Linked DNA regions of Mus musculus: region 1 is linked to region 2. Evidence: chromatin loops called from intact Hi-C (ENCODE). Cell type or tissue: left cerebral cortex. All regions are shown on one strand. Links, peaks and the distances in the headings refer to the core of each region. The heading gives the core; the rest is flanking DNA. Region 1 holds the start of Dcaf6 (DDB1 and CUL4 associated factor 6). Region 2 overlaps Dcaf6 (DDB1 and CUL4 associated factor 6).

Region 1 (15,326 bases), core at 3,408-11,407, 71 kb before region 2:
TACCACAAATAGGATTACAGGTATGACCCCCACCACAAAGCAGCTTGTTTTTGTTTTATTTTTTTATTTTGCTTTCAAGTTTTAAAAAAGAAAAGGAGGGCTGGGTATAGACATATACACTTTAAATTCCAGCAATAAGGAAACAGAGGTAGGTAGACTTCTGTGAAATTGAAGATTTCCTGGCCTACCCAGAGATTTATAGGCTATCTAGGACTATGTATCGAGACCCTGTTTCTGGTGGGAGTGGGGCCCAAACAATATAACTATAAAGAAAACTTAGTTTTCCCTTTCATTTGTTCTCAACTGATTTGTTTTATCTTCAGATTATATAGTGAATAAATGCAGATAACATATGAATTCAGATACAGAAGCAGCCACTGGATCTAAAAACATTAGTGAAATAAATAACTTAGATGTAGACATTACTCAAATGGCAACAATGCCAATGCAATATTAAGACTGAAATAACAGGATTAGGCTATATAGTTATATAGTTATTATCACTGGAAAACATAAAAATAAATGATAATTATACTGTTTAATATGATTATAATACCTTAGTATCAGGATCAACAGACGTATAAATTGATAGAATAGCTGTTAATATTTACTATTATTGAAATAATTAAGTGGAAATGAATTTTAAAAATCACCTTATAAAAATTCCCTTTTATAGCTCAACAAGAAACATGATATTCTCAGAGAGAAATGAACACCTTTATACAAAGAATTTAACAATACATTTTCACCTTTTCTTAAGACTCTACTACTCTTAAAGGTAGAAAAGGCATCAAAAATTGATAATTTAGAAATATCAGACAGTATTCTATGTATATTTAAAGTTATGATCTATTTAAGGATAAGGGAAATACAGTAAATAGCAAAATAATTATTTTTTTCTTTTTAACATGTATTACTCATTATTTATTTAGTGGGTCTGAGGGAGTGATGCCTGCATGCAGTAGGCACACTCATCGAGGTCAGAGAACAACTTTTGAGAGTCAGTTCTTTCATACTGTGCGAGTCCCTGGGATCAAACTCAGTTTGCCTGCAGAGCCACCTTACCCAGTTCCTTTTTTGTTTGTTTTTGCTTTTTGTTTTTTTTTTCTGAGACAGGGGTCTCATCATATAGTTCAAGGTATCTTGGAACAAACAGCTCAGTTCAGGCTGGCCTTGAACTTGGGGTGATGTCCTGCCTCAGCCTCTGGAAGAGGCTTACGGGTTTGTATCACCATGCCAGGCAGAATGATGCACCTTTTCTCCTCTTTTTTTTTTTCTCCATTATCTGGTTTTCTGTGACAGGATCTTACTATGTAGCTCTGGTCGCCCCAGAACTCACTAGCAAACCTGGCTGGCCTAGAACTCCCAGAGATCTGTTTGCCTCTTCCTCCTGAGTGCTAGGATTACAGGGGTACACAACCCTCTCCAGCTAGGTTGATTGTACTTTTATAAGCTAAATTTTATTTCCTATTTTTTTTCAGCTGGGAGTAATTGTCATCAGTGGAATAAATGAACTTTGTCCAGAACATAGGCTATAAGTATGTATGTATGTATGTATGTATGTATGATTCTCCCCACTATAAAAATACTTCCTTCTTGGAAAAACATATGCACACATATACTTACAAACACCAAACTGGAGTTCATTGTGTCTGAAGTAAAGCATAAACTTTCTTATTGAATATTGGAAGGTCACAAAGGCCACTACCTCTTCTCATTCCTTCCACACCGTTCTCTATTATGGCTTTCCTTTTCTCAGCTTTTTTTTTTTTTTTTTTTGGTTTTTCGAGACAGGGTTTCTCTGTGTACCCCTGGCTGTCCTGGAACTAACTCACTCTGTAGACCAGGCTGGCCTCAAACTCAGAAATCTACCTGCCTCTGCCTCCCAAGTGCTGGGATTAAAGGTGTGCGCCACCACACCCGGCTTTTTCTCAGCTTTTTAAACTGCAATAACACTTGGTCCTCTTCCCTGTATCTGGACTGGAGTACAGGCATTATTTTCTGGGCCTGTCTGGGATTTGTCATTCTTTCTTTATGTGCAGCTCTCAGTGGGCAGAGGTGGAGGATCAGCTTAAGGTCAGCTGTACCCAGCTACATAGCAAGTCCAAACTGGTCTATATGACATTGTCTCAAAAAATAAAAATAAAAAAGAAATCCCAACGTGTGTGTGTGTGTGTGTGTGTGTGTGTGTGTGTGTGTATAATGTACGTAATTGTTATCTGCAGTTGTCCTAGCATTCAGCAGCATATCAAAACATCTCTAATGTAGTTTACTATCCATGCAACAATCATCCTTTACTCTCTTCACTTTTCAATATCCCTCTTAGTTCCACGTACTGTACAAGACTTACACACTATATATGATATCATATGGCCAACTACACACACATCCTTATAATGTTAAGGTTGGTATTTGATACCATTACTGACTGCCAAAACCATTTTTCACTGCACTAAAACTGGTTCTGACTTAACACTAAGATCAGGATTATGAACACTGGTATTTTATATTATGCATCTCTTGGGATGATCCACCTTATTTTATATAGTTCACATTTTTTTTTAAAAAAGAATGCTTTCTACCTGGCAGTGGTGGCCCATGCCTTTAATCCCAGCACTTGGGAGGCAGAGGCAGGTGGATTTCTGAGTTGAAGGCCAGCCTGGTCTACAGAGTGAGTTAGTTCCAGGACAGCCAGGGCTACACAGAAAAACCCTGTCTCGAAAACCAAACCAAACCAAACCAAAAAAATGCTTTAAAAATTAGCAGTGTGTTTCCTCAGCTGTACTCACCCATGTTCCATTATTACAATGAAATATCTAAGGCTAATACTTGGTGAGAAGCACCTGGGGTTGAGTAGATGGCTCAGTGGTTAAGAGTACTTGTTGCTGTCAGAACGGACCAGATCTAGTTCCCAGCACCCACTGTTTGGCTCATGAGTAGAGAGAGAAGTCAGATCTAAGGCCTTTTAGTGATGGCCTTCTTGCTGACAGATATCTGAGATAGGGCAGAGCATCCTACTCAGCAAGAGGGGAAAAGGATACGTTTAGGTATATGCATAGTCTCTGTCCCGAAGTCACTAGGACTCAGTCATAGGCACTTTACCCTATGAAATTAATTTCATTCTAATTACTTGCCAAAGTTTCTACCTCCAAACACCTTTGACTGATTATATTTCCAGTTACTTAATGCCTCACAATAAGGATTAAGTCTCAATATTTAAAGAGTTAAAGGACATTCAAATCATACAGACAACTAAGCATTAAGTAAACATTGTGCAACGTACCCTTAATGTTAAGATCTGGCAAATGCCTAGAGCATAGTTACACAACTGGCTTGTTTGGAGCAACATGCTTTCTATCTAGTTAGCTAGACGGCGGGTTAAATGACAGCCCTTATATGAGCTGAGGAACTTGTCTAGGAATCCAATTTAGTTATTTTTTATTATTTTCCTACAGAGGCAATCATGCTATATCATAGCACATGACTTATACAAGCAAACAGATGACAATGGCCTCAAAATTCCAGGCCACATAGTATTCCAACTACAATAAATATCTAAATAGAACATATTCTTGTTACCTCTTTATAAATATTTGTCAATAACAAAAAATAAATTTAAAATTTTATAATAAGCAACATATACTTTCTGACTGCTAATATTCTAACCTTTCATAACTTTTTAATAGAACCTTGTATATGAATGTAGTCTAATACTTAGAAGGTTATTCAATACCAAATACTAAAGTACAATAGTATTCAAAGGGACTATTCATTCTGGGTAATGAGTAGAATAATAATCTGTTTTCTCAGATTTTTGTTCAAACATTAGACAGTCATCAGTCATATTTTTCATGCTTGTTCATGTCTATATTGCTGGGCTTACAACTTTTCAATCACAAATACGTTTTTAGTGGTAGGCATCTTCACATATTATTAAAAAACTTAATTGCTAGAGATGTAGCTTGGTTATAGAGTGCTTGCTCTGAAAACATAAGGGGTCTGGTCCTGGTTAATGGTCCTGAATTAATGAACCTTTAATTCCAGCACTAGGGAAGCCGAGGCAGGAAGATTTCTCTTGAATTTGACGTCAGACTATTCTATATAGCAGGTTTAAAGACAGCCAGGAGAATGTAATAAGATTCATTCTTTGTTTTTGGAGACAGTTTTTTTTTTGTTTGTTTGTTTTGTTTTTTGTTTTTGTTTTTTTCCTGTTTCACAGCCTTGGCTATCCTGGAACTCAAACTCACAGAGATCTGCTTGCTTCTGCCTCCGGAGTGCTGGGATTAAAGAAGTATGCCACCACTCCAGTAAAGATCTAATTTTAAAAAAGCAAAACAGCAACAAACAAGACCTCAAGTTCAAGGTCAAACTGGGATAGAAGGGACCTTGTCTCAAAAACAAACAAACAACACAATAACAACATCAAAAGCCCTAAACCCTTTATTTGGAAGAGAAAGTTCGTTCTGATTTGTAAAACAAATACTTTTGTACATGCTTTACAGATATTACAATCATTTAATTTTTCACAATCATTTTTAATTTTAAAAGATTTGCACCCAGGCAGTGAGGGCTCACACTTTCAATCATAGCACCCAGGAGGGAGAGGTAGGCAGATCTCTGAGTTTGAAGCCATCCTGATCTACAGAGCTAATTCCAGGACAGCCAGGGCTGCACAGAGATATCTTGCCTTGAAAACCAAACCAAACCAAAAACAAAACACAAAACAAATAACCAACTAACCAAACAAAAAGATTCCTAAGGTTTGGGGAATTCGTTAAAGTCAAGATTTAACCTGCCTCTGTCTTCCAACTCTGTGTTCCTTTTATTACACTTAAAACAGAATTAACCCAAAGACTTCCGGATGAAATGCACAAAATACTCTGTACAGTTTAAGTACTATAAACAATAATTACAAGTGGCTAAAAGCCAGGGTCTTGAAAAAGATCAACAAAAGACTACTTTCCAATTCTCTGTTAGCTTAAGTGCTTTAAAACTGAGCCTGCTCCACACTGTCCTCACTCCAAAGCTGGAGGGTAAGAATTGCCAAAGACCTCAGTTGATTTTGTAACATTCTGATCATTACATAGATTGTCAAATTATTATCTTCTGAAAATCTCTGCCATAAAACATAACAAAGCAGAAAAATGTAAAAACTAATAGGTAACTAAACAAACTTCATCAATAAAGTTCCTTAAAACAAGTTTTATAATGGTTTTCATACTGCAGTAATGCCATTAAGTGTTAAAATTACCATCTATGCAGAGGTATAGACCATTCTGTTATTAGAGTGGACACCAGATTTAATAACCAGCCCAGGCTCTAGAGAACTGCCTCATCCCTTAGAACTAAACCTTCCTCTGGGCATGGTGGCCCACACCTTTAATCCCAGCACTTGGGAGGCAGAGGCAGGTGGATTTCTGAGTTGAAGGCCAGCCTGGTCTATAGAGCTGAATTCCAGGACAGACTGGGCTATACAGAGACGCTGTCTCAAACAAACAAAGAAACAAACAGAACTAAATCTTTCTAATATCAATTGTAGACTATGGATTTAATCTATGTAAAGGCAAAGTTCACTTTTTTGTTAGCAACTCCATTTTTCCACTGTGAGTAAATTTTTCTATTTGCTCAATTTTATGCTTGAAAGACTTCATAATATAATCAGATTTTAGTCCTCACCCAAGTATTACTATCACCCATTTTGTATTAGAAATAAACTAATTTAATAACTGTGATAAAGAGCTAGAGGGACAGGGGCCTTCCAGTTTCTTAAAGAATTATTTTAACTACAAGAATTCTTATCCAGTACTTGTGACAGCTAACATCCTCAAAGAATCAAGCATATGTTATTTTTGATTTTCACACTGAATACATTTTATATGAATTAAGACAGAGGTATAGAATTTTGCCCAAGGTCACATCTTGGTGAGCGGTGGAACAGAACTGTATTCATATCTGCCCACATAAAACACAGATATAACCTGGTCAGTGATTGCATAATGACTGGCTTATTATACTGGGTCTATGGAACCAGGTTGACATTGACTGAACCGGGAAGGGGAAGGGGATGGGGGTGGGGAGCGTCCAATTTTGGGGAGGGCTCACTTAGCAGGCCTCTGCCAAGAGGAACTAAAGTATGACCTTTACTCCAAACCCTCTGCTGAGACCAGACAGACACCTTTTCAGCTCTACCCCACGTGTGCGTTAGAAATTCACGGAGGGAGAAAGGGGAGGAGAAGGAGGGTTTCATGGTGGCCCAAGACCCCTTCGTGGCTCTCAGGAGTTAAGTAAGGTTCAAGTCTGGAGGAGAGGTCGGGAGTGTGAGCAGTGTTTAAGGGAGCGAAGACATCAAAAGTCAACAAGGGCACTGGGTGCTGATACTCGGTTTTTGGAAAGAGACCTAAGATGAAACAAGGTGAAAGACTAGGAGAATTGATGGATTCCCTTCAGTGGCGAGATGAGGGCTCTGGGATTCCGGTAGCAACTCAACTGTCACAGGGCCTCTAATGTCCCGGTTTCGGAGGGAGAGGAACGATCTCCGTGCGAGCCGTTCAGGATTCATTACCTGCCGGGTGGTTGTAAAGCGGCCTCAATTTCTTTGGCAGCAACAACTCCACTTTATCCATGAGTCGGTGGTAGGTGGCCCGCAGGCCTCGGGCGCCGGCAGCTGCCATCGCGGCGGCCTAGGGATCGACAGCAGCAGGGTGGGAGCGCCGCTGTGTCCGCGTTCCTGGCTGACAACGAAGGGCGGCTCGTCACTTTCTCTCTGCAGCGCTGGGGCGTCCGCCTCTGCCCTAGGGCGCCCTTCCCCGGCTCTGGCAGCCAGAGGTGAAGCACCTAGAGGCCGAGTCCCGCAAAGGCTCAGGGGGGCGGAGCTCAGCAAAAGCCCGCCCCGGCCCGCCTCCTGCGAGCGGGTTGGGGAGACCGAGGGGGAGGAGTCATGGCAACAGGTGCTACAGAGGTCGCCGTGCTGGGGCCGCTAGAGCTAGGCGGGCGAGGCGTTGCGCAAGCTTAACGGCCTGCTCTAATTGGCTGGCCTCACAGAGCGGAAGAGGCGTGGCCAGAAATCATCTCCTTCCGGCCCTGGAGGCCATGTTGGAGAGGGGAACCTGAAGCCGCACTTCCGCCCGGTCCCTCACTTTGACTAATAAGCTTTCTGGGCTTCCCTCTCCCGAACTGAAGATGACGCTGGATACCTGTCGGACTTCCTCTTATTTACTTATTGTTTTTGAGTCGGTGTCTTCGCTGTGTACCCCAGGCTGGCTTGGATCTCGCTATGGTCCAGCCTCCCGACTGCTGGGATTGCATGCATGGGTCATCACGCCCGGTTTTTTCCTTTGACTCGAGAGGCGTGAGCAAGACAACCTCAGCGGCTTCCGTCATGCCTCTCCAATCCATTAAGGAGTAGGCTAGAGCGCCCTCAAGCTCCTCTCCTAGGGTGAGGGCAATCGTGACGCACAGCGGCTTCTGTTGCCCGTGTGCATCCTCTCGCGAGAAGGGCCGGGAGGGGGCGTGGTCTAGGGAGGAGAGGGAGGAGCTCGCGGCCGCCTCCGCCTTCGCCTCCGCCTCCCGCGGGAGGGGGGTCGAGGGAGGGGACTGTTGCCGATCTCTAGATGTTCTGGGTAGTCTGAGGAGAGTATGAGGCGAGCCGTGGCCCGGGTACCTCTCCGCTCCCGGGGAGAAGGCGCGGCCGTGGCTGCCGCCCTCTGAGTCGCGGCGCCGGCGAGGCCCCGGGGCGCGCGCATGGTGCTGGTGCCGCTCGGGTGTTGATCGGCCTGTCCCCTCCCTCTCTTCCCCTCCCCACCCCCCGCGGTGGTCTCCCCTTTCCCACCCCAGCCCCTGCGGAGCCATGGCTCGGAGTGGCTCCTGCCCGCACCTGTTGTGGGACGTGAGGAAAAGGTCCCTTGGGCTGGAGGACCCGTCCCGGCTGAGGAGCCGCTACCTGGGTGAGCGGGGGCCCCGGGGCGGCGGCGCTGAGGTCGCCGCCCAGAGGTGGGGGAGGGGGCGCCGCCGGGGCTGTTGGCGACCGGACCGAGCCCCGACCGGGGCGCCCCGCAGGCTAGGTCTCAGGTGGGATGACGGCGATCCGCGCCCGCTCCTCCTAAGGTCGGGGTCCCCTTTGCAAGCTGCCAGGCGCGGCTCAAGCTGGGCTTCCCTCGGAGAGCCGGGCCGTGGGGAGGCGGCACTAAGCCCGGAAAGGTGTTGGGGTCGCTCGTGGGCTGGGACTCCGGAGAAGACTCCGCGAGCCTTACGGAGATGCCACGTTGAACGCCAAAGTTGGCGCTTTTGCTTTTCTCCGGAGCTGTCCCCGCTCAGCCGAAGACCTCAAGGTGTTGCTTGTCCACCTTCTTCTTCGGCTTCCGCAAGGGGTTAGATGTCGCCCGAGAGAGACGCTGTTGACCACCCTCAGGGACTTGACACCCCAGCCGGGCTCGCTGTAAACCGTGGCGCTTAGCCCAAACCTAAAAGAGATCGCGGAGCCCTCCCCACCCCCGCGCCTTCCCAGGTCCAGCCTGCTGTCAGTCCCGTAGACCTCTTTTAGGTGGTGTAAGGTTTCACGTTCCTGTTCCCACCCCTGGAAAACACACTTGGCATTTTCTGTTTCTTAGTTAAGCTTTCTAAAAACAACCTTCAGGACTGTGGACGCAGGGTTCCACCTTTTTCGTTCTGTGTACCGTGAGTTTTGTTGAGTGTGTTGGGTCATGCCAGAGTCAACTAAAAAGTCCTGTTTCTTCAAAGTGCCTCCTCCCCCCAACTCTGTCATTTCTTTGCCAAGTGAAGCGATTTGTTGCTGTCATTTTTTTTTTTTTTTTTACTAACAACAAAAATAGAAAGAAATGAAATCTCATTACAGCCAATACTACTGGCTGTAAATTGCTTAAAGGACGCCTAGGTGTGCGTTTTAATGTTTTTAAATGAATGTTATCATTGTAAGAATTAAATACAAAAAAGCAGAAGTCCCAGAATCGGTCCCATTTGGATTTCATGCCACTGCCCCTAGAAATGTTTCTGTTTTGTGATTATTTTCCTTGATTTATTTCCTTCTTAGAAATGCATACATATATAAATACTAGTGCCTGTATGTGCACCCTACATGTGTGTGAATGAAAACCGGATGCATGGTGGTGAAAGCATTTTTCTCCCTTGCTTTTTTCTTCACTGCGTCTGGAGATCCTTTTAGACATAAAAATGTGTGTAAAACATTACATAGTACTTAATGAAGAATTTTAATGTTCTAAGTTTTAGTCTCTTTAATTTTTATTTGAAAGAGACTCCTTATATAGTCCAGACTAGCCTTAACTTTTATCTCATTCTCCTGATAGCTGGGATTACACTGTAAATTTTCACCTGACCCTGTCCCCTTTTCTGTAATATGTGTTCACTGTCATGACTGTGCAAACATCATTTACATATGTTGTAGTAAGTACCTAGACTGCTTGTTTTTAATATTTGTAAAGTCCTTTTTAAAATCCTTGTCTTAAAAGAGGTGTGAAAGTTTATTTTAAAATTTAGTTTGTGTAGAAAAAACAGACTTTTACCTTAATAAAGCAAATGCTAAAGTTTTGTGTGAGTGAAGTTATAATTTAGTCTTATTTCAATTGGGTTTGGCTGTGTATAATAAAGGTAATGAGAACATGGTCAGTGGGGCTCTCGAGATGGCTCAGCGGGTGAGGGTGCCAGCTACCAAGCCTCTGCTGCTTCAGTTTGTTCTCTAGACTCTGACATTGCAAAGAGAAAACTCTTTAAGACTAAGAACTGCCTTAGTCTTCTAAGTTCTGGAGTTACTGATGTTTGCCACTATGTTTAGCTTTAAGTAATTGAAGTGTAACAATGATGCATACTTCAGCACTTCTTTAAAAGCGATTTTTCCTGGGTTAGATGGCAGACATCTGTAATCCTGTAATCCCAGCACTTCCAAGGTAAAGGGCTGGCTGGTAGGATCACCTGTTTAAGGTCATCTTTGAAATAAAACCTATGGGCAGGCAGTCTAATGAATCTGATACCTAATAAGTTTCTTTGTGTGTGTGGGGGGGGGGAGGATGACCTTTCTCATAAAGCCTTTTTTGATGAGGAAGGAGACTTGCTGCTAGTTTGAAGGATTTTTAGTGAAACTCTGTCTCAAAAAACAAACAAACATACAAACAAACAAACAAACAAACACCCTTTTAAATTCCAAGTGCAAGGAACTTAGAAAGTTAGTTGATTTCTTAAAGACATGCAGATTTAAACATCATAATTGTTCAGAGTTTTATAGTTTGCATTTTCTCCTAATAGGCTTCTATTATTTGCATTCCTAATAATAAATTACTGCTAAGTAACATTCAAACTGGAATGCTCATTTTTATGGAGGTTTCGATACTAAAGAAACAAAACACAAAGGTTCCATTAACTTCCTCAGGAACTGAACAAGGAGAGAAAACTCTGACAAAATTACCAGTTTTTTAGATAATGACGCTAATGTATTCACTGACTTCCTATAGCACACAAACAGGATTGGTATTGTCACTGCCTGATCTTAAGTGTGTGAAGATTAGGTACTGGGATGTAGCTCATTTAAAAGAGTGCTTGCTTAGTATGCAGGAAGCCCTGGGTTCCATTCCTAGCACCATATACTGGTGTGGAGGTGTCAGCTTGTAATCCTAACACTCTGGAGGTAGAGGCAGGAGGATAAAGAGTTCAAGGCCATCCCAGAATTCATGAGACCCTTTCTGAAAATTAAAAAACATAGGCAATTTTTAAAAATTTATTTGGGTATGGTGGCTCATACCTCTAGCACTTGGGGCATGGGGTCAGGAGGATTAATAAGTGCTAGGCCAGCTTGGGCTTGGAGTACAGGAGACACATTATTTAAAAACAACAAAAAGGATAGAATGGGTGGGCTGGAGAGATGGTTTAGTTGAATAAGTATGCTTACTGTACAAGCAAGGGGACCAAATTTGGGTCTCCAGCATCCTTGTAAAAAGCTAGGATAGGGTATAGAGACAGGAACATTACTGGGTTTGATGACTGTCTTGTCAGCCTAGCTAAACTGAGAGCTCAAGCTTTAGCAAGTAATCCTGTCTCAAAGGGAGGGGGGGAAAGGGAGGGACAGCGAGAGAACGAGTGTACTCTATGTCCTTTGGCCTTCATGCATTGGCTGGTGTACCCACACATACAGGCAGGTGGACATGTTTATATTATATACACAAGCCGGGTATGGTAGCTTACACATATAATCCCAACATTTAGGGGGCTGAGGTGGATTGTTTACAAATTCTAGGCCAATGTGGCATATATAGTCCAGAGTGAGATGAGACCCTGTCTGGAAAAACAAAACAACAGAACCAAAAAACCCAAAGTGAGGCAGTAAGCTGGCTGGGTGAGTGAGGACCTTACTGTTGAGACTTGGCATCCTGAGTTAGATTCCCGGGACTAATACAGTAGGAGAGAACTGACTCCCTATTGTGTCCTCTGATCCACACACATGTAATGTGACCCACTCCTTTCCCTAAATACAATAAATGTCATTTTTGTTTGTGATGTTTTCTTTTTTCAAAGATGCTTTTCTAACTGGTTACTTATAATCCCAGATTTATGGGAGCCAGAGGCAGTAGGGTACCACTGTGTTTAAAGCCAGCTTGAGGTACATAGAGGAAATACAAAGAAAACCGAACCACAAAATTTCACCCAAAATTCTTTAACACACAGTAGTGAGAGCTTACAAAGAAGCTATAAATAGTGAAATTTTACTTAGACCTTTGAAAAAATAAGGCAGGTTTTATTTTACTAGTGTTTGTAAATACAATCTTCACTTTGTGGGTAAGTCAGTAAGATTGCTGGGTTGTATAATGTGTCTAGCCTTGTTCTTCAACATAATTTATACTATACCACATTCCCATTTGGGATGTAGGTTCCAGCTCTTCTTGTCAATATTTGCCTTACTTACTCTTTCTAATGTTAGCTCCCCACCCCTTTTAAGATTTACTTTATGCCCATCAATGTTCCTGTGTGTGTGTGTGTGTGTGTGTGTTCGTTCCTGTTCTTTGACTTTCGGGCCTGGTGCCTGTGGAAGTCAGTAGAGTGCCTAGAACTGGAGTTAAGGCTAGTTGGGAATCACCATGTGGGTGCTAGGAACCAAACCAAGTCTTCTGTAAAAGAAATACATGCTCTTAACTGTCCAACCATCTCTCCAGCTCTAATTTTAGCTTTTTTTTTTTTTTGGTAAGAGGTGTATAAAAGTCTATTGCTTCAGTTTGCATTTTTCTAATGGCTAACAATCAAATATCCATTTGTTTTCTTTTGCATTCATGTACATTAATTAAATGTGAAGGTTACCTTTTAAATTTTTTTTTATTTATACATCTATCTATCTGTGTGTACATCGTTTTGGTACAAGTAAATAGATTAGAAAATTTATTGTATTTTATTTTTTGAGACAGAGGCTTACTATGTAGCTGTGACTGGCCTGCAACTCAATATGTATATGTCAAACTGGCCTCAGATTCACTGCGCTCCACCTGCCTCTTGTCTCCTGATTGCTGAGATTAAAGTCAAATAGGTTTGTTTGTATGTTTGTTTAACATGCATTCTCCCCTGTTTGTCTTGTCTGTTTTCTCTTTTATTTGTTGGCCTTTTAGACAGGGTCTCTCCCTTATATAGACGAGGCTGATCTGGAACTACTTTCCAAATGCTGAGATTATAGGTGTATTGCCACCATACCTGGTGCTGTTTTCTTTTTCTAAAGTCCTCTCTCTTTTCACCTCTGCTAACCTGTCCCTGCATTCCTTCCTTGTTTCTTTTCTCTCTCCTTCCCTCTTTCCCTCCCACCTACCTTCCCTGTCTTGCCCTTCCTCCCCCTACATCCCTCCCATTCCCTGGACAGCTGCCTTTTTATCCCTCTCTTACTTTCTGGAGATAGGGTCTCATGTAACCAAAGGATGGTTTGAACTATTATTACACATCTGTATTTTAACACTGTTTTCCGAACATTGTTCTTAACAATATTTATAGTTTAATATTTTTGAAACTTTTGTATTCTGTTTTAAGAACCTTTACATAATCCAAGGTCACAAAATGTTTTGCTGTTTTCTTGCCCCTTGAAAGTTTTCTATTTTATCTCATATATTTAACACTTTGAACATTGTAGAGTTTTTGATTCGTGCTATGAGGCGAATCAAGTTTCATTTCTTCACTTATGAATGTAAAATTGATCCACCACTGTTTATGAAAAGACTTTCCCCCTTTGTTGAAAATCAATTAACCAGATATGTTCAAATCACTTTCTCCACCACATTCATTGATTTAAGTTTCTGTCTTTTGCCAGTACTTTATTGTTTATAGTAAATGTTAAAAATGGGCTTAGTGTGTGATAGGAGATGAAAGGAAGGGAAGAAAGAATGGAATAAAATGGCCATTTGCAGCTGACTACTTCCCTGGCGCCTTTTGGGAAATAGTGCATAACTGTCTTAGTTTCTATTCGATTGCTGTGAAGAGATATTATGACCAAGGAGCGCCTTAGAAAAGGAAACGTTTAATTGGGGGTTAACAGTTTTAGAGGGTTGGTCCATAATCATCTTAATGGAAAGTAGACAGGGATGGCATTGTAGCTGTAAATGAGAGCTTTGCATCCTAATCCCCAGGGAGGAGGGGGGAGAAAGAAGGAGGGAATGAGAGACAGAGAGACTGGGCCTTGTTCAGGCTTTTAAAGTCTCAAAGTCCAGCCACAGAGACACACCTCCTTCACAAGGCCATATTTACTCAAACAAGGCCATACCTCCTAATCCTTCCCAAACACTTCCACTCCTTGATGACTTAAGCATTCAAATATATGAGCCTGTAGAAGCCATGGTCATTCAAACTAGCACAATAACTATGTCAGGTTCTTCTGGTAAAAGTATGTTCTTTGACCTATAAGATCTTTTCTTGTGCAAAAGGTGGTCCCAAGTTTGCAAACCCCTTTGATACACAAATATTAACACAGTGATATTCTCTGGCATATTTGCCTGAGAAATTTACAAATGGATTGTTTAGAGTTGATACTACTCTTCTGTGTGGATTATCAGGAGCTTCCTGTGTCCAAGCAATGCCAAGATCTCCTTTAATAAAGGGGTGGGGCACTCATTTTAGAATCAATCCCAAGAGGACAGCCTGAACCCAGGCTGAACCCAGAAAACAATGATATATAAAGACATAAGATGGGGAGGAATATCTCTACCCTTAATAAGAATTGTCCTTGTTTTCCAGTAACTCCTGTCCAGGGTTAAGTTGCTTACAGATCTGTGATGTTCAGCCTGCCTGCTTTCTGCTGTCTGACTTGGGCATTCTCTTCCTTGAAGATCTCCATCTATACACACCCTCCACCTCCCTCTATGGGACTGCTGCAAGACTACCAGTGCTGAGCCTGTCTGCTTTCTTGATATCTGATTCAGAAAGTACAATTTTCCTTTTTCTTCTTTTTCATCTTTGGCAGCTGTTGCAATCTCCAGTTTGCCTGCCCCATTTTTATTTGTCTTTCATTTTTCTTCTCTCAGTGCAAGACAAAGGGATAGGAGATTGTTTATTCTGGGCCAAATATAAATGACTATGCCTGGGAACACAGATTTAAGTTGCTCTGAATAACATGTTACAATGTAGATGCTCCAGTGTAGAAGCAGTTATGTGAACTTGTATGGCCATCAAATAAAAGGAATCAGAAATCAAGGCATTTTCCAAATTTGTGAAAACAAAAGGTGGGTGGGTTATAGCAAAGGGAGAAATTCTACTTTAGGTTATGAGTGTCATCCAGTAACATCCTTAGTTTTGGGGTTGCTGAAAACTAGTTATTTTTGAAGTTTATACATTCCAAAGGTTTTGCCTGATAACTGCAAAAATGTAGGTCAGATACAGAGGTGAGCAATGAGTGCCTCATAAGGGGTTAAAGGCAGCCTAAGATAGCCAGACTCAATATCTGCAGTGTTCCAACTCTTCCATAATCAGGGCATTCTAATCAGTCAGCTTTGTAGAATCATTTTTACGTAGGTGTGGCTCCTCCTTCCTCCCCAGCTTCATTTAATGCCTATGAATCTGTTTTTTCAATTATCTGTAACTCTAAGATCCTGCTAAAGGGATCCTTTGTTCTCTAGTGTCATATGACACTTGGTCCTTGTCTCTTTTCACAATTTCCCAGGGAATTCTGAGCTCTTTCCATTTTCATATACAATTTTAAAACAACTTGTCTGTCCTGGCTTGTGATGCACATTGATAATCCCAGCTCTTAGAAAACAGAGACAGGAGGATTGCTGCAAAATTGAGACCAGCCTGGTTTAAAATTCCAGGTCAGCTGAGGCTACATAGCAAAGCCTTGTCTCAAA
Region 2 (15,326 bases), core at 4,043-12,042:
TCATCTCGTTAGATGCAGAAAAAGCATTTGACAAGATCCAACACCCATTCATGATAAAAGTCTTGGAAAGATCAGGAATTCAAGGCCCATACCTAAACGTGATAAAAGCAATCTACAGCAAACCAGTAGCCAACATCAAAGTAAATGGAGAGAAGCTGGAAGCAATCCCACTAAAATCAGGGACTAGACAAGGCTGCCCACTTTCTCCCTACCTTTTCAACATAGTACTTGAAGTATTAGCCAGAGCAATTCGACAACAAAAGGAGATCAAGGGGATACAAATTGGAAAAGAGGAAGTCAAAATATCACTTTTTGCAGATGATATGATAGTATATATAAGTGACCCTAAAAATTCTACCAGAGAACTCCTAAACCTGATAAACAGCTTCGGTGAAGTAGCTGGATATAAAATTAACTCAAACAAGTCAATGGCCTTTCTCTACACAAAGAATTAATTATTAATACTGGTTTGGTACTAGCTAAATGTCTGCTAATGAGCTTATGGTGTTTGATTCCAGGTACTGGGCTTTCGACCCAGGGTCTCACATGATAGGCAAGCACTGAGCTATATTCTCAACATTTTGCACATTTAAAGGAAGAACAGTAGCAAATGTGTAATTCTCATGAGATTTAAACTAAATTCTGGTGTGTATAAACTGATGGCACTACCACTCTCAGGTATGGTTGAGGGGAAGGTTTTAGTTGTAGATATGAGGGAGGAGAGTTCAGCCAGAGGTATCTGGAAAAATCCTGAGCAGAGAGAGTACTGGAGTGAAAGGAGAGAGCGGGTAGGGAAAGTGAGAGGTGAAGACTAAGAGAGGAAGATAACAGGGAGGGAGCATAGCCAAAGTAGCTGGGTTATAAGGAGAAATGAGAAGCTGGGGAGCGGAGGGAAGCCCATGAGTTAGAGAAATTTAGGGCAAGAAAAGCCAATACCAGCATGGACTTTTGAAATGTATAACAAGTTACTAGTGATACTGAGGGAGCCTGGAGTCTGGTATGCTAATAGACACCACCATAGCCTTTTGTCCCCTCTGCTGGCCAAAAGGAAATGGTTCCTTTGGTAGAGGGGAACAGGCTTTACAAGTTCCTAATGAATGCTGGCTTTTGTCTAACCTCCAGAATTTGAGCTTGACAATTATTATAAAATGAGAAAAAAATCATTTTATAGGTGAGTTTTAGGATATTAAATGTGACAACAAGTTTATATAAAGTAGGAAAATTATAAGCGATTTATGAGCTTTTTTGGACTGGCTGAAAACGAATTCTGCTGTGTCATTTTGTTGCTGCTATATAATTTCTCTTTGAGATATGTAGGTAAGTACGGTTGCAGTCAAACTCTGTGACTGAGAGATAATGAAAAATTTGGAAGTGCGCAGACATTTTAAGTGGGCCAGCCAACTTTGCTATCATAGACTCCTTAGATGATGATGTCATCAGGGAAAATGCTGAATCATTTTTATGAAAATGCTTTTCTTAGTATGCTTTGTTGTATTAACCAAATTAAAGACAATAATTTTAAAATCTGAATTATAAAAATAAATGATACTCATATTTGACCAATAGTTATGTATGTGTATGAAATTAAGGAGCTATCTTCTTAATTTCCATAATTTTTCATTTGACAGTTTGTTAAAATTTTGACAGTAATAATTTAGATCAGCTATTCTTAATCCAGAAATTATTTATTAGGCACCTTCTATACACTTTTTTCTATGTTAAACTTAAGAAAATGATGATATAAAGATATGGCCCCTTCATTTAAGCCAGCAAGCTCCAGGCATCCTCCTGTCTTTGACTCCCTTCCTCAGTGCTGGGCTTATAGGTGTGCCTTACTATACCCAACTTCTTATATAGATTTTAAGAGGTGCTATTTGACTTGGAAGCTGATTGATTATTGAGCTTAGTAATTACCTCTAATTTGTTTATATGTTGTGTATATGTATATATGTATGTATGCATCTGTATACATGCCATGGTACACATACAGAGATCAGAGGACAACTTTTAAGAGTTGATTCTTTCTGCCCTATGTTGATTCCTAGAATGAATGTCATTAGATTTGGCAGCAAAAACATTTATTTACCTTATTTACCCACAGCCTGTCTCTCACCGGCCTCCACTAATGACCATTTACCATGATCATTCAATACCATGAATTTGGCAAGTGTTTATTCTTTGTTGTACAAGTTAGTTTTTGTCAACTTGATACAAACCTAGATATACCTGGGAAGAGAGAATCTCAATTACAGAATTGCCTCCATTAGTTTGTCCTGTGGGCATGTCTATGGAGGCATTTTCTTGATTAATGACTGATGTGTGAAGGCCCAACCCGCTGTGGGCACTGCCACTCTTGGGCAGGTGCTCTTGGGTTGTATAAGGAAGCAGACTGACCATGGAGACCAAAGCAGCAAGTCACAATCCTCTGTGCACTCTCTTTTGGTTCCTGCTTGAGCTCTTGCCCTGACTTCCCTTCATGATTGACGATAAGCTGCGAGGTGAAGTAACCCTTTACTCTCCAAGTTGCTTTGGTCATGTTTATCACAGCAGTAGAAAGCAAACTAGAACATTTGGTGACCATGGCAGTGTAAAGATAAAAAACCAAAACACAAGGGAAACACTGAGTATGTTGGATTGAGAGCAATAGTGGAGTAAATGTACACTCTCTTCATGCCTCATAGTAAAGTAAAGAGATATGTGAGCTCTCAGGAAACAGGTTTTCTTTGTATCAGTAAACAAACTTTCAGCATATTGTGAGAAGAAATGGATAGAGGAAGAGCAGAGTGGTGTTTGAGGGTTGAAGAAAGGCAGTAGGAAGCACAAGGGAACACTGGGCTCGGAGCGCGGCTGACAGACTGGGAATGACTAGGAGTTAGGAAGCTGCAAGGAGGAGTGAATTCATAGAATCTAGGTGAGAAAATTCGTGTTTTATTTTATTTTATTAAGCCATACTTTGTATATTGTAGAACAAATTTTGGGGAAAAATCACCTTTCAAGTGGGTCAGTAAGACTAGTCACATCTAATTGTTATTGCTCTAGTGGTGAATGGGATTAAAAAGAAAACTGTTCACAATCACTGCCAAATAAATGACACATGTTGGATTATTTGGGGATATAAAAATACATGGGAAGTTGAATTCATGTTATTACAAAAATTAGAAAGTAATTAGGTTCATATCTGCTTGCATCGCTAATGCATCCTTCTGCTTACACTCCACCTTCGTCACCAAATATAACCCTTTCTTGTTCTCCTTTCTACATTTTTGAACTTTAGCTACATTTTCATGTGTGTATACAAATTTACAAATACACACACATATCTCTATTGTAGGCTAGGTTCACATATGCGGCGTAACATGCAGGTTTTTCTTAGTTTGTGTTCCTTGCTTGATCTTACACTTTCCTGTCCCATCTTTTCCCCTCAGATGCCATGATTTCACTTTTCTTTACAGATGAACTGTATCTCACTGCGTCTATGTATCACATGTGCAATGTGCATTTTCTGTTCATTTGAGTAGAGCAGCAGTAACCATGGGTGAGCAAGCTATCTCTGTGGAAGGCCATGAAGACCTTTTGTCTGTCTGTCTGTCTGTCTCCCTTTCTCTTGTCTCTCTCTCTCTCTCTCTCTCTCTTTCTCTCTCTTTCTCTCTCTCACACACACACACACGCACACTCACTCACTCACACTTACACACATATATATGTGCCAGGAATTGTATAGCTGGGTCGTATGGTAATTCTGGTTTTTTGTTTTGTTTTAAGTAGGAGAAAAAGTTACTTGGTAAGAACAGTGGCAGAAAATGGAGAAAGTTTGAAGCAATGGTGAATGGGTGGAATAGATACTGGGGAGACCTAGAGAATTGTTTTAGAAAGGTTAAAAAAGGGGGGGGGCTAGAGCGATGGCTTAGCAGTTAAGAGCACTGACTCCTATTCCAAAGGTCCTGAGTTCAAATCCCAGCAACCACATGGTGGCTCACAACCATCCGTAATGAGATCTGACGCCCTCTTCTGGTGTGTCTGAAGGCAGCTACAGTGTATTTACATATAATAATAAATAAATAAATCTTTAAAAAAAGAAAGAAAGGTAAAAAATGTTATCTTTATGGTGTGGTAGGTCCAGGTGATTGACTGTCCTGCTGTCAGCTGGACAGTGATTAGAAGTCATTATATGTGGTTTATTCATTTCTTCTTCCTTCTCTCTTAGTTTACACCCTTCTCTCCCTTCCTGGGGATTAAATTGAAGGACATGCCCTACCACAGAACTGTATCTCATCTGGACAGCCACCCCACCACCAACCCTCCCTTCCTCTTCCTCTTCCTCTTCCTCTTTTTCTATTTAATTTTGAGACAAGATGCTAGTAAGTTTCTTAGGCTGTTGTTATTCATAGCTTAAATAGGTAATGAATTTATGATCTTCCTGCCTCACCTGGGATTGCAGACTGGCACTAGTAAACCTAGCTTTCGTGTATACAGTTTCCAATTGTATTTGTATTTGTGATTTTCCAGTTGGAAATAGCAAGTATGGACTGTAGCTCCAGTGCTCATCATCACAAGCACGGTGGAAGACTGAGACAGCATTGAGCAATGTTTCATGTAACATTCCATCTAACATCTCATTTCTGTACTTAAAGACAATTTGGGGATGGAAATGCTCCATTAAAGTATGCTGTAAGAATTGAGGACTAGAGATTAATTCAGTGGTACAGTATTTACCTTGGATGCACAGGGATTCAAACCCTATCACCAGAATAAAAACTGAAAGCAAACCCATTCTTCTTCTTTTTTAAATTTTGAAATGGCAACTTTTTTTTCTATTTTAAAATTTTTTATTAGATATTTTCTTCATTTATATTTCAAATGTTATTCAGAAAGTCCCCTATACCCTCCCTCCGCCCTGCTCCCCAACCCACCCACTCCTCCTTCCTGGCTCTGGCATTCCCCTGTACTGGGGCATATGATCTTCACAAGACCAAGGGCCTCTCCTCTACATATGCAACTAGAGACACAGTTCTGTGGGGTACTGGTTAGTTCATATTGTTGTTCCTCCTATAGGGTTGCAGACCCCTTCAGCTCCTTGGGTACTTTCTCTAACTCCTTCTTTAGGCGCCCTGTGTTCCATCCAATAGATGACTGTGAGCATCCACTTCTGTGTTTGCCAGGCACTGGCATAGCTATATCAGGGTCCTGTCAGCAAAATCTTGCTGGCGTATGCAATAGTGTCTGCCAAACCCATTCTTCTTGAGACTCACATAGAATCTGCTTATGATTGATTACATTTCAGTTACGACAGCCTCCAGTTAAGCGCTTGAGACTTCGTGGTGATTGGTCAGATACTGGTCCCAGAGCACGGCCAGAAAGTGAACGAGAACGAGATGGTAACTATATTTTGGCCAGATTTTTGTGACATGTGGTATTTAAAGATTTATTTATCTTGTCTGTATAAGTGCTTTTGGCTGCATGTATACTATGTTGTGCCTCGTGCTGTGGTGGAGGTCAGAAGGGAGGCATCAGATCTTCTGGCACTGGAGTCATAGATGGTTGTGAGCCACCTTGTGGATGCTGGGAACTCAACCTGAGTACTTCTGAAGAGCACTAAGTGCTCTTAACCTCTGAGTCATTTCTCTACCCCTTATCTCCATTATTTTCAATTGTAAATGATGCTACAATGAAATCTTAATAAGAATAATTTGGTAAATTTGTGCTAGTACATCATAGGATAAATTCCTAGAAGTGGAATGGCTGAGTCACTAGATATGTATATTTAACCTTTATATACATAGATACATATACATATACATAAGCATGTACATACATACATGTAGATATATATAACTTTAAAACAATTCATCTGAATATATTTCATTTAATAAATCTATAACCAAAATTGTGTTCAAACTATTATTAGACCTTTTATAAAACAGTATTCCTAAGTATATTATCCTTGGTTCACTTTTATAAAATATAAAGTTACAATATGTAAAGGTGGCTTCCATACCTGTAATCCCAGGCCTTTGAAGGCTGAGGCAGAAAGATTATTGGAAATTCAAGGACTACATAGTAATTTCCAGACCAGCCTGGGCTATAGAATGAAGAGACTCTGTCTTCAAAAAACAGACCAAATGAAAGAATTATATAATTATTACATTTTTAATCTAACCTCATACTTTTTGTTTGTTTTGACTTTTGAACCTATGTCTTGCTCTGTACCCCTGACAGTTCTCCTTGCTATTTAGTCACACTGGCTTCCAGGACGCTTGTGACACTAATCATAACTCCCAAGTCTCCCTGCTTTAAGCCACATGAGTGTTGTTTTTATACTTCCATTTAAAATGCCCTTGATATCCTCAGCACTTAAGACATAAAATGTTCTTAATATTTCCCACGGTGTAACAAAATCAAATGCCCTTAAAGAGGAAAAGCAAACAAATATATTTGTTTGAACTAAGAAAACATGTAACACTGAAAAGACAAAATACATTTTCCGTCAGCTAGTTGCAACTATCTGAGGCCATACAGCCCTGAATGACTTAATCTCATCAAATACCTGGAACTTTACAGTAACAAGAATTGTTTTAGGGAAATTAAAGACCCAAGGTTATTTTATGTCTGTGTTTGATAATGTAGTGAGAGAGCAAGCCTTTCCTTCAATTTATTCCACTTGGAGTTCATAAGCTCCTCCCAGAGCACATTTCTAAGTGTAAATAGACAAGTGATGGAGCAAGAGTGGGAGATATAAAGTTACCTAGGAACAGGCATAGATGGAGAGGAGACCCATGGGTACTTACTCATGTAATTATTATAAAATGTGATGGGACTCTGATAACTTTTTATCTGTTCATGTAAAATTACTTAGGCAATTTAATTTTTAATTTCTAGAATTTTAGATTTCTAGGCCTTCAGATCTACAGATCTAGGTTTTTGTATTATTTAAAGATCCTGACTTTTTGCTAAACTTACTGATAAAATTTATGTTGTAATAGGAGAGCAAAGTCCCAATGTGTCACTGATGCAGAGAATGTCTGATATGTTATCAAGGTGGTTTGAAGAAGCAAGTGAAGTTGCACAAAGCAACAGAGGAAGAGGAAGACCTCGGCCCAGAGGTAATTTGTCTTACTGGTTAAATCACTAGAGAGCTGGTAAAACTGCTTAGGGCAAAACTGCTTTTTCTTTTTTGTTTTTGGATTTTGTGTGGCTGGTCCGCGTGTTATTTTATTTTACTTTATTTATTTGCATCTCAAGACAAGGTTTCTCTGTGTAGCTCGGCTGTCCTAGAACATGTACTATAGACGAGGCTGGCCTTGAACTCAGATCTTCTGCCTTTGCCTCCTGAGTCCTGAGATTAAAGTTGTGCATCACTACACCCAGCTGGTAGATAGTTTTTGTTGATATTATCTAACTGATAACCGAACTGCATTTTGTAACCAATGTAGTCATAACTCTCTTCTGATTCCACTAGACCCAAAATTTCAAAATACACAAAACAAAAGATTTTTAATTTTAAGTCCCTTTCCAATCAATACACTTTGAAAATTGGAAGTCTGCAAAGCTTTAAAGATAAGTGTATGTATATAATTAGAAAAAGTAATTATTTAAAATTTTTCATCTATCTCTTTGATGTGTGTATATGTGTGAGTATGCATGTGGGGGTCAGAAAACAACTTGGTATATATGTGTGAGTGTGTATGTGGAGGTCAGTTTCCAAACTCAGTCCGGCTTGTCAGCAAGTTTCCTTACCTGCTTAACCATCATTCTGGCCCAAGATTGATTATTTTCACAAGAATATGTCATTTATTCTTATCCCTGTTGATTAGACTGTTTGATTAAGTGGACCAAACCACCAGTGGCCATAACTGATACACTGAGTGTGTTAGTTAGGGCTTCTAGTGCTGTGATAACCAAAAGCAATCAGGGGAGGAAAGGGTTTATTCGGCTTACTCTTTAGTATCACTGTTCATCCTTGAAGGAAGACAGGACAGGAACTCAAACAGAGCAGGAACCTGGAGGCAGGAGCTGATGCAGTGGCTACAGAGGAGTGCTGCTTACTAGCTTGCCCTTCTTAGCTTGCTCGGCCTGTTTTCTTAAAATACCAGGACCAGTGGCCCAGGGATGACACCACCAACAATGGGCTGGACCCTCTCCATCAATCACTAGTGAAGAAAACGCCTTGTAGCTAGCTCGTATGGAAGCATGTTCTCAACGGAAGCTCCCTTTTTGTCAGCCTCTAGCTTGTGTCAAGTTGACATAGACTGACTAGAACACTGAAATTTTATGTTGCTGTGTGTTTTCAGAATATTTCTGTAGAGGTTTGTTTTGTGTTTATTTTTTGCATTTGAAATTTGAGTTTGAGGCTGGAGAAGATGGATCAAGAGCAATTAAGAGTTGGTAAGAACACTCACTGCTCTTGAAGGTGAGCTGAGTTCAGTTCCCAGAATCCACATGGCTGTTCACAACTGTCAGAAACTCCAGTTATGGAGATCCCGAATCCTCTTCTGCCCTCTGCAGGCACCTAGGTTCATGTCACCAGATCACTCACATGTAATTTAAAATGAATAGATCTTTTAGAAACTTGGGTTTGCTTTAACATGTGCTTTTTTGAAGGTGGAACAAATCAGCCAGATGTTTCAACTCTTCCTACGGTTCCATCAAGTCCTAATTTGGAAGTGTGTGAAACTGCAATGGATGTAGACATGCCAGCTGCACTTCTTCAGCCTTCTACATCCTCTACAGATCCAGTTCAGGCTCAGGCAGCCACAGCCGCCATAGAAAGCCCTCGTTCCAGCTCGTTGCTGTCTTGCCCAGACAGTGAACCGAGGCAGTCTGTTGAGGCGTCTGGACACCATGCACATCATCAGTCAGGTGAGGATGCTATTCTTCAAGTTCATGTGCTGATCTCTGAACACCGAGGAACACCTAGTCTGTTCTGAAAGATTGTAAATCACAGTAACTTCTTGCTGGAATAAGTAACCAAAATCATTTTTAATATACAAGCAAACTTAAACACAAAATTCAAGCGTGTCTAGTTTTCATGAATTTTTACAAATAGTGAATCTTTAATTTATATAAGGTAATTTTATTTAAGGTAATAGCAGGTAGTATTTTGACATAGTGTAATACACTGAAAGATTATTTTACAAACCATTATTAACCAAAATACTGTTCTAGATCTCTATTAAAATGACAAGAAAATATATTTCATTATTATTATTTCCATTGTATTTATATTTTCAATTTTTCTTCAAATTATTAAGTACTTTGAGTATATTGAAAATAGTGAACCTGCAGTGGTCCCTTCTCAAAAATGTAGTATACTTTGCCAGAAGAATTATTTTCCTACTATATTTATGAAAAAGAATTATCTTACTAATTCTTTATCTTTATAGTACTTGATGTTAGTCAAAAATATCAGTTCATAAAATCTGTTAACACATTTTTCTCTCAGTACAGTAACTTCTCATGTTTTTCCCACCCCAACTATGGAATATACTATTTACAATAATTTCAGTAAATATATAGTCTACTTGAAATTTTAACTGTGTACTTTTAAATATAGTAAAAATCATTTGTCTATTATTTTTAAATTCTTCTAAGGAGGCATTTTACTTAATACAGAACAAAAATAGTATCAAGGAATATAGTTAGTATTAATGCTGGTACCTAAAGTAAGACCTCTGACAGTTTCCTAACAGCTTCACCTCCAAGTTGTCACCGATGCTAGATCCCAGATAATGGGGTATTTGAATTAAGTAGTTTGATCATTATCTTTCATTTTTGATAATTAATATTCACTTTCTATGGGAATAATAGAGTTAGCTGCATAACTGTTAACACTGTGTATAGTTTATCAAAACAGTAAGCTAAAGCCGAATTAGAAAGCCATCTCTTTCACATTTCACATGGCATTTCAGCTTGAGGGAAAATAAAATACTTGGAATGCTTTGAGAAACAGGGTCAAAGGAGTTGAAAGTAGACCCAAACTAGTGAAATTAGTAAAGATAAGAAAAACTTTAAAATACTTACTTTTGTTTTCTGTGTCTATATTGCCTGCCCATGCACATTTGCACTTTGTGCCTGAGGAGGCCAGAAGAGAACATCAGCCTCCTTGGCCTGGAGTTAGCCCAGTTTTGAGCCCCCACGCAGCTGCTAGGAACTGAATCCAGGTCCTCTGTAAGGTTCAAGATCGGGATTTTTTAAAAGTGCTAGTGTTATTGCAAATATTCTGAAAGTCTGTAAGCAATTCTAAGTTATTGAGAAAACTTAGCTAAAAAGACTCTGTAGACTAGTTGTAAGTTGTATTGAATCTTAACTAGTTCCAATTGTTTCTTAAATACATTTGTGAGTTAAATATTCTTGGAGCCTTTTAAGAAATGTTTTTTCTTAGCTGTGCTGTGCATTTTTATACCAGGTTTAAGCTGCTGAACGCCTTTTAGGTCTGATAGACTAAGCGCTGAAGAATGCTTTTGTGACGGCCAAATGATCATTGTTTGAATATTATTTGGTACCTTTGTCCATAAAAATTTTAAAGAAAGGGATTGTTTTTGAATTAGTAGATTGAGAATGTTGCTTAACTTTTACACACTATGGTAGAATATTTTCCCGGGTCTAAAAGAGTACCAGTTCTGAGGAGAATGATTTGGTGTGAGCTATAGATTACACTTACAGCTGTTTCGGCAGTAACCCTTCCATCATCCTACAGCCTGACATCTCATCTGGAAGGACGAAATGTTTTTGTTTTCTTTTCTGATCATTCTGTGCTTACCAAAGCCCATCCAAGTCTAGACGGCTTAATAGACCCTGGGAATTGTCCATTGTGAGACTGTGGTAGGTGGGAATGTCAGTCTAGAGCTGTGGTGTCTGTCAGCACGTCGTGTAAAGCTGGACATGTGGATATGACTGTTCTCTGTGCTCAGCCTGCTGCGGATACCTCTTCATGTGCGCGTTTACACCTTCCTTTGTCATTGTGAGTACTTGGCCACAGGCAGTGAGACTGAAAACTTGCTGCAGTGTTTCAGGGTCCGTAGTCTACACCTGAATCCTCTGGCGATGATGGTGAACGTCGCACCACAAATCTCAGTGAACACTTCAGAGCACTCTTCCTCTCAGCGCCTTTGCGTGTTTATTTTGCCCTTTCCTGGCTTTTAAAGTACTCTGGCTTGCCCTTCTCCCCTCCATAAGCTGCAAGCTTCATCGCAGTGAAGAGCGGAAACACTCATTTTCTGGACCACTTCAACTTCCTAATGCGCACATGTAGGTTGCCTGGAAGAAATGTAACTCCTCCTCTTACACCTGGCCAGATCAGTTTGAAGCCTGCCTTTCCAGCTTCCCAGGGAAAGACTCCTGGTCCCCTGCCTCCCCAGAGTCACTTCTTTTCCTGTGCCATTATTGCCTTTTCTGCTGAATTTTTCCTTCTAGTCACAAACATACTGTTATCTGAAAGAAAGCCTTTCTCAACCATCCTACATTCCTCCAAATAAGGCTCTGCTTCTTCACTTCCTCATTTCTCTTCAGCCCCGTTTCACACCCTCCCCATTTATTCATGGACCAACTCAAAGCTGCTTTTCGGCCTCCTTTTCCTGTAGAAATTTTGGCAGTCACCAGTGAGCTGCATCGTGCCAATCATGAGAACATTTCTGTCGGTGCCTTCATAGAGCTTTGATTCGGTTGCATTTAACAGTCTTTCCCTTCTTGCCTTTCTTGATATTTACACCACACATGCTGTTTGCTCTTATTCTCCATCATGGCTCAGCTTCTAATAAACGTCGTTAGTTTTTCTTTTTCTGTCTACTTTGATTGAGTACTGTGGTTGAACCTCTCAGGATGACTCTCTTGTCTTTTCTACATAAACTCTATCCATCTGCGATTTCCTCTACTGTATGATTCCCAAAGGTGCATTTAAGTCTTGTCTTACAGCCCCAAGTTTCAGATTATTTTGTCTAATTATTACTTGGGACTGTTTTGGATGTTTTCAGTGATTTTAAATTTAATAATATGTCCAAAATAAAAGTATTGCAGCCTCCTGTCCTTCCCATCCCCTTAATGGTCCAACTGAGTCCTTTTCTTTTAAACTCTTTTAAAAAAAATTACGTTTGTGCTGTGGTGTGTTTGTGTGTACATGTGTGTGTGTGTGCATGCCAAGTTTATGGCGGAAAATGTCTTTACTTGCTGAGCCATCTCACCAGCCCTTAGCAGTCCTTTTATGCTTTAATTTTAATTTGCTTATTTTAATAACTCATGAGTAATTTTGAATTCTTCGATTTCTTTGTATCCTATTCAGTTCATCAGCAAATCTTATTGCCACTGTATCTGAACTATATTCCACCTCTTTCCATCTCAGTGCCATTCCTTACTTCTCAGTTGCTGTCCTTGCATCTGCTCTTGTACTTTATAATTCCGTCTCCATAAAGAGACCACAACAAGCATTTAGAGTCTCCAACTTGGCTAGTTATACCACTCTTTGAAAGCTAATTGTATTTAGAAAGGGAGCCACAGAAGAAAACACTTCCATCTCCATACTGTACACCTCAGTACCTGCACAGCCTGGCGCTCGCAGTTCTAGGGTTTTGTTTTGTTTTGTTTTCTTACTGTCTTTTTATTAGGAAGATATTCTTTAGCCTAAGTATTTCCTGAGGGTGGTCCCGTAATTATTATGAAGTCCTCTTTCTTTTCCACTTTCCCTAAAAAAGTTACATTTGAAAAAAAATAAAACCTTCTTGTTTATTTCACTAATGTATCTGTTAACCTTTGTGGTGGTGTTCATGTTTATTAATGTGTTTGTTACTTAGTTTTACTAGCCTGAGCTCTCACTAAGATTGAGCATTCATTGCCTCTTGTGTCTGCAATAAGAATGTCTTTTTCTCCCCCTCCACCAATAGTCTCTAAAGCTGTAGCATGCATATTAAGAAACATCACATTGTTTTTAAGATGGTATATGTTTAGTCTTTAGAATTTTAGGCCCATTTCATTAACTGTTTTGTGGAGAAGGAGATCCCTAAGCTCTGAATTGAATCCTCCGTCCTGAGTGTCTGGAGCTCTGGAATCACCTGTGTAGCACACTGTACCTGACCATTAGCATATGGCCATTACTATATGTTTGGTAAGCTACTCTCCTTTGGGGGGAGTGTTTTGTGATAGCATCTCGTGTCTGGGTTAGCTTTGAACTCTGGATTCTCCTGCCTCTGCTGCCAAGTGCTGAAATGATAGCCATGCACCACAACCCAACAAGCTCTACAGTTAACAACATGTAGGAGATGTGCTGTGTTAGATTTCCAGTGGTATCATTTAGGGTCCATGTTTGCTGTTCAATTATATAGGTAATTTTTTGCCTTGTTATAAAAATATCTAAAATCTTGTTGTTGTAAATAAGTTTACAAGTGAATAAAGTGAGTAAACCAGGACAGCTAGAATCCTGGCAGGATAAAGATCAAATGGAGGCACCAGTGGAGGAGAGATGCGAGATTCTGGAGCAGCAGTGTCTCTGGAGCACACTGGCATGTGCTGTGGGGTTTGAAGCAGAGTTAGAAGAATAGCTACGAGTCTAGTGGAATTTTACATTACTGGTGGACTTTTCCTCTTATTGTTGCTTCTTCATCCTCGTATTCTTGAATTTTATTTTAGTAGCTACATCATACTACTTGAAGTCACTTCCTATATTTGTAGCTCAGACATTGTGATTCTATACATATTTTTCTGTGGCTCATTCATCAAGACTTTTTTTAAAAAATACATTTATAAAATTACATTTTTTAAAAATAAGAACAATGTGACTTTGTGCCAAATTAAATAAAATATGCTATGAGTTTACACTTTAAAGTATTTCAGTGTAAGTACAGAACATTACAGTCTCTCAGTGATGCTTGAGCATCTCTTTACCAAGGTGGCCTTGCTGTGCTTCCTAGGCTAGACTTGGCTACTGTTTCATTTGCTGCATCATTTGTAAATATTTTCTGTGTTAGAAAGCTTAGGGCGAGAGAGTATTGATAGTTTATTTTCCTCCTTTGAATTTACTTAGAACCCATTTAAAACTGTGATTAGAGAATACGGTAACTTTGGATTAAATGGTGACTTCAGTGCGTGCAAAATTTAGTTTGGAGCAGAGACTCACTGAGACTGGAGTCACTTCCAGGAACTTTAAGTTTCTAATTAAATAGATCGCTCAGACTGCAACAATCCATTACCAGAAGATATGTAGCTAGTAAGGCCTGTAGTGGATTCTTATAAATAATTGCTTAAATTCACAATTTCATACTATGTATCATCATTACACTAAATTTAGCTCTGTAGAAACATTACTCGTGAATTAAATACAGAGTCATACAATATAGTAAAGCAAAGTTTTCAAAGCCTAAATAATAGCTATATGATAGTTCCTTAAAATAGGATCATGTCACACCCAAGATAGGAAACAAGTGAGAACTGGAAGAAAAATTGAGAGCAAACTGTTACAGTTCAACCGAATTAGATAGGAGCATAATCCATCGTTCAGAAGGCCCTGTGCCTTCCCAAGGTGTGGAGTGAAGCAGTAACCAAGTGGTCCATTCTTGGTTCATCTCTAGGTGGTTTAATTTTTCTCCTATCTTAATGACATTAAGCCTATTAGGGAGAATAGGCAGGAACCTTTGAGAAGAAAATGAGAAGTTAGTAGTTTTAGTTATATGTAGTAGTAGTTTTGTATATGAGATAGTAGTTCTTAGTGTTTTGTTGAGTGTTTGGTTTTAAACAGTTAAACCAAAATAATTATTATATTACCCTTCAGTTTGGATTTATGCTAAAAATTAATCCCAAAACATTTATATACATTTATAAATTATACATAGTTACATGTTTTTAAGAGGATATGTGAGTCTCTATATCTGCTGTAGTATTCCAAGCTGGTAAGTGGAACTGTTTGTTTAATCTGCAATGTCTATTGAGAATTTTTAATTCAGTACTTGCTTAGCCTTGGGATGATTTTTTTTCTCCTTGTAAATTAATATGCAATCATATTTCTTGGTGATAAAAACATTATTATATTGACTAAAATATGGAATGTGGAACACTTTTTAAAAGCCATTGTATAAAATATTTGTCCATGCATGGTATCCTCCTTGGTATTGGTAGATTTTTCTAGGAAGAAGTAACATTAGAAGGCTATCAGTGATACTAGAATTATTCCCTATCTTTTTTTTTTCTTTTATTGGAAATAGGGGTTTTGTTTGTTTGTTTTTCATACAATATATCCTGATTTTAGTTTCTTCTCAGTCTACTTCTTCTAGTTCTTCCCTGCCAACCCTCTCATCCAGATGCACCCCCTTTCTGTTAGAAAACAAACAGGCATCTATGGGATAATAACA

Evidence for each region. Hi-C counts contacts between places; a loop is a spot of excess contacts. Peaks named below come from ENCODE experiments on the same cell type or tissue, not always from the same donor. Only the 100,000 strongest peaks of a DNase experiment are listed, where the experiment ranks them.
Region 1: a loop joins it to region 2, with 4 times the contacts of the local background. A loop is called at or near these places in 5 of 42 quality-filtered maps.

The regions. Positions count from the first base shown.
Region 1 is chr1:165,452,748-165,468,073 of GRCm38, reverse strand. It overlaps Dcaf6 (DDB1 and CUL4 associated factor 6), which reads left to right and starts at 7,611. Exons shown (of 19, transcript NM_028759.1): 1 at 7,611-7,943. The coding sequence starts at 7,847. Mpc2 (mitochondrial pyruvate carrier 2) reads right to left here and starts at 6,814. Exons shown (of 5, transcript NM_027430.3): 1 at 6,563-6,814. The coding sequence starts at 6,671. In left cerebral cortex, for the core only: CTCF peaks have their summits at 6,819 and 7,451; DNase peaks (open chromatin) are centred at 7,012, 7,466 and 8,420; H3K4me3 peaks cover 5,075 bases; H3K27ac peaks cover 2,695 bases.
Region 2 is chr1:165,382,188-165,397,513 of GRCm38, reverse strand. It overlaps Dcaf6 (DDB1 and CUL4 associated factor 6), which reads left to right. Exons shown (of 19, transcript NM_028759.1): 8 at 5,282-5,375; 9 at 6,981-7,100; 10 at 8,599-8,856. Among named protein-coding and RNA genes, the nearest start is that of Dcaf6, 71 kb to the left of the region's middle. In left cerebral cortex, for the core only: a CTCF peak has its summit at 8,501 (motif pointing left); DNase peaks (open chromatin) are centred at 8,510, 10,934 and 11,544; H3K27ac peaks cover 829 bases.